Linked DNA regions of Mus musculus: region 2 is linked to region 1. A link is a loop called in an ENCODE intact Hi-C map of the cell type or tissue named here. Cell type or tissue: left cerebral cortex. All regions are shown on one strand. Links, peaks and the distances in the headings refer to the core of each region. The heading gives the core; the rest is flanking DNA. Region 1 holds the start of Pak1 (p21 (RAC1) activated kinase 1). Region 2 overlaps Gdpd4 (glycerophosphodiester phosphodiesterase domain containing 4).

Region 1 (2,914 bases), core at 151-2,650:
TGCCTGAAGCTCTAAAAAACTCTTTAACTGTGTACTTGCCCATACTTCTTTCCATTGATCAAGGATCTTTTAAAACATCAATTGTTGTTATCCTGTTTTTTCCCAGAACCCTTAGAGCAGAATCTAAACTTCTGAGCCTGTGAGATGGCTCAGTGCATAAAGATTTCTGGCACTAAGCCAGACAACCCAAGTTTGAACCTTAGGACACATGTGGTAGAAGTAGAAAATTGATTCTCATGAGTTATCCTCTGATCTCTACATGCATACCATGGTATATATGTGCCACCTACCCTCACCCCATAACAAATAATTAAAACCCTCTAAACTCATTAGTTATGGCCTGGAAGAGATAACTGCATAACTTGATTCCAGTCATGCGCCTCAAGGGCAAGGGATGAGTTGGGTGAGTGTAGTGAGTGATGATGGGAGATACTGACTTCTGGGTGTACAGGAAATATGTGAAGGTACATTTTTTAACATTTCAGTCTTAAGGAAGCACCGTTTATTGGGATGGGGAAGACCAGAGTTGTTTCTTTAATGTGTCATCCAGCTCCAAGTTCTATTGTAGTGACTGGTATCTGACAAGTGCTAAAGAAATTCTGAGAGTGGTGTAGGGCCTACTTCATAACTCTGTGAAATAGACATAGGTTTGTAAAGTGTGGGGACACATAGTAAATAGCCCTTAACAAATAGTAGCTGTTGCTGAACTTTCTCTGTTCAAAGGAGGTGGTTGGTATAGGGACCACCTTATTATCTTTCATGGGACACATTTTAGAGAGTCAGCAGAAAAGAATAATTTCCCCCTCTCCATTCTAGTCTGAATGAATCTTGAATCTAATTTGAGTAGGTCTTGATTCCGGGGTTCAAGAGGACTCCCACAGGCTCTAGAACAGCTGTTCTCAGCTTATAGGTCCAGATCCCTTGAGGGGTTGTTGAACTACCCTTTCACAGGGGTCACCTAAGACCATTGGAAATGTCAGATATTTACATTACAATTCATAGCAGTAGCAAAATTACAGAATTACAAAATTATGAAATAGCAACAAAATTAATTTTATGATTGGGGGTCACCACAATGTGAGGAACTATATTAAAGAATCGCAGTGTTAGGAAGGTTGAGAACTACTGCTCTAAAAAGCCTGTCTGGTACCTCTTGTTGGAGCCTGGGTTGGGAGAACAGCAGAGACAATCAGAACATTGGTTATGTATTTGTTTCCCGCCCCTCAGCGCCTCTTCAGAAAAAAAGGGGCGGGGGCAGCGCTCTCCCCGCCTCCTTTCCTTCCTTTCTCTGTTCCTCCCTCCCTCCCCGCCCCTTCACTAAGCCTCTGTGTCTTTGCTGCCGCCCTACGTGGGCCTGAGTGTGCTGCGCCTTGGGAGCTGGGTGGCTGCGCTGCGGCGCTTAGCCGAATCCAGCCTGTCAGGCTGGTTCAGCCCGGGCTTTGTCCCAACTGCTGAGCAGGGAGAGGTGCGGCTCTGCGACAGATACACAAGATCATCAGAGATGCTGGGCCCCGGACCCACCGCCAGGTAATGCTGGCTTTCCCTGGGCCTGGCATAGCTAGACTGAGAGCTGGGGTAGAAGGAGCGGGTGTCTTTCTGCCTTCCGGGGAAGGGAATGGGGAGAACATTACATTTCACTTATATTAAGGGATTCTTAATAAGGAAAGGGCCTGGTGGTGTAACATTGAGATAAGCCCCTCAGGGCTAGGCCTGTGCTGGAATAAGGCATCTGGCTAGGGAAGGTTATGAAGGGGAAGCTGGATTTTTTGGGGAACTGCATGCCTCAGGGGCCCCACTCCTTTGTAAGCATGCTTCTGCATGGTGGCCAGGGTGATGCTTTTCTGTGCCTTGGTTTAGCTGCGGTTTTCCTGGGACCCGGAATACTGTTCTCTGGTTGGAGATGTAGTGAAGATAGGAGACCCCTGCAGCTGTTCCTGGTCAGGCAGTCTCTATGAGCCTTAATTTCCTTATTTGAAGAGAAGGGCTTAGCATTCTGTAACTGTGCCTTTCCTAGGCTGTAAAATTTACCTTGGAAAGGTGAGCTAGGTAGAGACAGAGGAGCCAGCCTTCCATATGCATCTTGCCGGTCTGTTTAGAACCAGTGACTTCATAAAGTGCTAATGCTTCTGTTGGGGCTAAGAGTAGATATGTTGAGTGTGGGGTGTGGGGTTGAGAAGAAACAGGTGAACGCATGCTAATTTTTTTTCCTGAACTGGCCAATTCTTTGATACTTAGATCACTGCTATAAACTAGGCTGTCTTCTCTGGTGCACTGTTATTGATCTGCTAAGTAAATAACAGACCTTGACACTATGTAATATCTTAATCACTGTAATTCCTTCCTTTATTATCTGGCACCAAGAAATACAAATACTAACCTATGCTGATTATTTTGGACCTTTCTCATCTTGGTTACAGAGGAGCTATGCATTCCCTCTGGGAAGCCTTCCTGCTCTTCCTTTCTTCCTCCTCTTCCTGCTGGTCGGCTTTCCTTGCCTGCCCCTCACCTGTTTTCTGATCTCACCAGTTTCCTTTCTTCCTTTCCTTGTCTTCACGCTTTCCACTTCTTGTCTCTTTTCCTTCCATAACCATGGTTTCTTTTTTCTGTTTTCCTTTTTCATTTCTTCCCTGGGTCCTCTTCTTCTTGGTTAGGCTCTCTTCTCTTTTCCTTTTAGAATCTTTTATTGTGCTTTCTCATTGGTAGTAAGTTGCTGACTTGGAGGGACCTTTGCTGTGATGTTTGTAAGGTCCAAACATTCTAGCTTCCTTGTTTTGGACCTAAGCTCTGTTTTCCTTATGTGTCAGGCTGTCTCCTTACTGCCCTCAAGCTGTGTTTTGAGGCTTCCTAATAAGTAGTTATTTTTCCTGGGTTTATTCCCCATCCTTTTCCTTGAGAACCAAGGCAGAATGTGGGC
Region 2 (2,914 bases), core at 298-2,797, 130 kb after region 1:
GAAGGATTTATTGAAGAAGCAGGAAGAAAAGAATTGCCAATCAGCCTTCCTTCAATTCTCAGAAGCATGGAGAGAGAAGAGGGAGTGATGGGAGGAGAGAATCAAGTACAGGACTTAGACCTCAAATCCAACGTCAGGCCTGTCAGGTGCCTGTAGACCCTGTCCTCAGACCAACACTCATGACTACTGAACTACTAGAATTGTGTTAACTAGCTACCGGATTACCTCTACCACCTCTCTCCCAATGTTGACTAGCAGAGAAGAAAGCAAGATTCTACTTTCTGGGAGCAAAGCACAAAAGCTACCACAGGACTTTGCCTACTTTGGAGAAGACCTGCGTCAGGTAGAAACTAAACACCCATCCTGCTGAGGTCTTAGACAGAGCCTCTAGGTATGCTTGAGCCTCAGTCAGAGAGACCTCAGAATCCGGACAGACTCAAGTTTTGGCCCAGTCCATTATCAGCCTTGGGTTGGGCTTGTTCACTCCCACTCCCAAACACCCAGCCCATGCAGGGCCCTGTGAGATTCAAGTGCATCAGCCTTGGCAGCTTAAAGACTTCCTGTGCTACCTGTTGCCAAGCCTTGGGCAGCACAGGTATTCCTCGGCTAGTCCTCAGAGATGGAGATTTTAGAATTTCCCTAGATCTATATCCCAGTGGGATACATTTGTCTTCTGGCTTGATTCACCAGCAGCTGTAGTGCGAGCCTGGATATACCCCTGAAGCTTTGCAGGTCCTAATGGAAAACTCAGTTATGACTTATTAGCTTTTGAGTACACGTCACTGGTGACAGGGCAGATGTAGAGGGGTCCATCTGCAAGTACGGGGCAGAGAAAGCTGTACTACCAGAGGTGAGCCACCAAGGCTGGATCGTAAGTTGGGATGGAGTACATTAACACTATCCCAACTTGGATAGCAAGACTATGCTGTGGAGAGGATGTGGTAACAAGCATAGGACTTTGCCTTGGAGATTAATACTGGATGTATGAAACCTCACACTGGTCAGAACCCTAACAGTCCCTGTCCTCAGGCCTATCTGTGGAAAGGCCCTCTACAACAGCCCTGGTTTATTGGTTTTTTTTTTTCCTTCCCAGTGCCACCTGTGACTGATTGCAGCAGACTCTGGCTATGAGTTAGCAGTAGGCAGTCAACAACAGTGTAGAATTCAATTCTTGACAGTCTGTCTGCTGTGAGTGTGACAGTGTTGCAGTTTTGGTGGCCCTATATTAGAATGGCATAGAGGCCTGGGGCTGGTCCCTCCATGGTACTTATATCCAGAGAGGGCAGAGTCTTCAGTGTCTAAATACCTCCTGGTGACTGTGGGTGAAATTGTTCAGACTAATATAACTCTCTGCAGAGGTTTAGATACTTCTCTAGTTCACTCCATGAGCAAATTAGCATCTGGGGATTTGAAGTAAGCGTGGGCTTGGACCACCCTCTAGTGCTGAAACAGTGGCAGTGCTCCTGCAGTGACTCCAGCACACATGGCTGCAGAAATTACTATAGACCAACAGAAAACACATAGCCTGCATAGACTTTCTAGAAAAGTAAGCACAAAGCCAGAGTACAAAAACTGAAGCAACTACATCACACACTAATAAGCATCAGGGATGTTCATGGAACTATAACCTCACCTGACAGTTGAAATAAGGTACCAGGAGGTGAACAAATGGTAACTAGTATAGTCTTTGATAGTGAACTTAAGACGTTTTAAAGAAACTTGATGACCTTCAAAAGAAAACAGAATGATTCAGTACTCAGAGAAACTTGACAGCAATGGAAGCATTTTTTAAAAATAAAGCTTAGTTGAGCTGAAATGACACAGTAAGTCATTAAAAATCTAGGAGATAGAAGAGACCAATACAGGAAAGAAGTAATGAACTCAGAAACAGGCTATTTGAAACCATAATTGGAGAGAAAAAAGAATATAAAGCATGAAGAATACTTGAACAGCTTTAGAGTAGAATTAGAAGAGCAAAGATTCAATCTGTTGGGTTTCAAGAGGGATTTAGTAATTCCACGTGGATATGCAACTCGTCAGAAAGTTAGTGATGAAAATGGAAACTTCCAAATCCTCAGGAGGAAACAAATATCCAGGGACAGGAAAGTCAGAGGTCACTAATCACTCAACAAAACCTGCCCCAAAGCATGACGATGTCAAACTTTCAAAAGGCAAAAAGGATATCCTCAAAGTAATAAGTGTTGGTATCAGGACCCCTGACATCACATCTAGGCAACAGCGTGACCCACACACCCTTTGCCAAGGCAACAGCCATCGTATTCCCAGAATCCACTTGACTCACCTCCCATCATTACCTGTGGCTACGTCAATATCTATATTTAAAAGGAAGACCCCTCTGATCTCCCTCTTTCTTTCCCCCTTCCCTTTCTGCTGCCACCTTGCCCTTTTCTCTCTCAATAAACCTCAAGTGGAACTGTTTGGTCTGGTGTGGTCTTTCTGGAGCCACACAACGATCACAACAAGTGTTCCCTGAGTACCTAAGACAGACAGACATATCGTTGTGGACCAGGAGAGGTGCATGTGAGTTCTAGGAGTTAAAGGTTCTCCACGGAACCACTTTGATCACAGCCAATGTGAATGTATTAGTTGCTTTCCTCATCACTGAGACCAATACCTGGCCCAAGTGGCCTGGAGAAGGAAAGATTTGGTTTGGGACTCACTGTTATGGGGGGATTCCATCCATGATGACAGGGAGAACACAGTAGAGCTGGCTACTTTATCCTGAGCCAGAAAGCAGAAAAAATGGAGATACTAGCATTTGTCTTTGTGAAAGTTGGGTTGCCACAACTTGACATAAACCTAGACATAACTTGGAAGATGGGATTTAATTGAGAAATCATTTTCATAGGATTGGCCTGGAGGCCAGTCTGTAGGGCATTTCCTCAACTAATAA

What was found. A loop is a pair of places that touch in the nucleus more often than their neighbours do. Peaks named below come from ENCODE experiments on the same cell type or tissue, not always from the same donor. Only the 100,000 strongest peaks of a DNase experiment are listed, where the experiment ranks them.
Region 2: a loop joins it to region 1, with 2.3 times the contacts of the local background. A loop is called at or near these places in 7 of 42 quality-filtered maps.

The regions. Positions count from the first base shown.
Region 1 is chr7:97,841,615-97,844,528 of GRCm38, forward strand. It overlaps Pak1 (p21 (RAC1) activated kinase 1), which reads left to right and starts at 1,325. Exons shown (of 15, transcript NM_011035.2): 1 at 1,325-1,527. In left cerebral cortex, for the core only: a CTCF peak has its summit at 1,366; DNase peaks (open chromatin) are centred at 1,384 and 2,076; H3K4me3 peaks cover 1,725 bases; H3K27ac peaks cover 2,228 bases.
Region 2 is chr7:97,976,229-97,979,142 of GRCm38, forward strand. The region is part of intron 10 of Gdpd4 (glycerophosphodiester phosphodiesterase domain containing 4); the gene reads left to right. Among named protein-coding and RNA genes, the nearest start is that of Gdpd4, 58 kb to the left of the region's middle. In left cerebral cortex, for the core only: a CTCF peak has its summit at 1,449 (motif pointing left); a DNase peak (open chromatin) is centred at 1,430.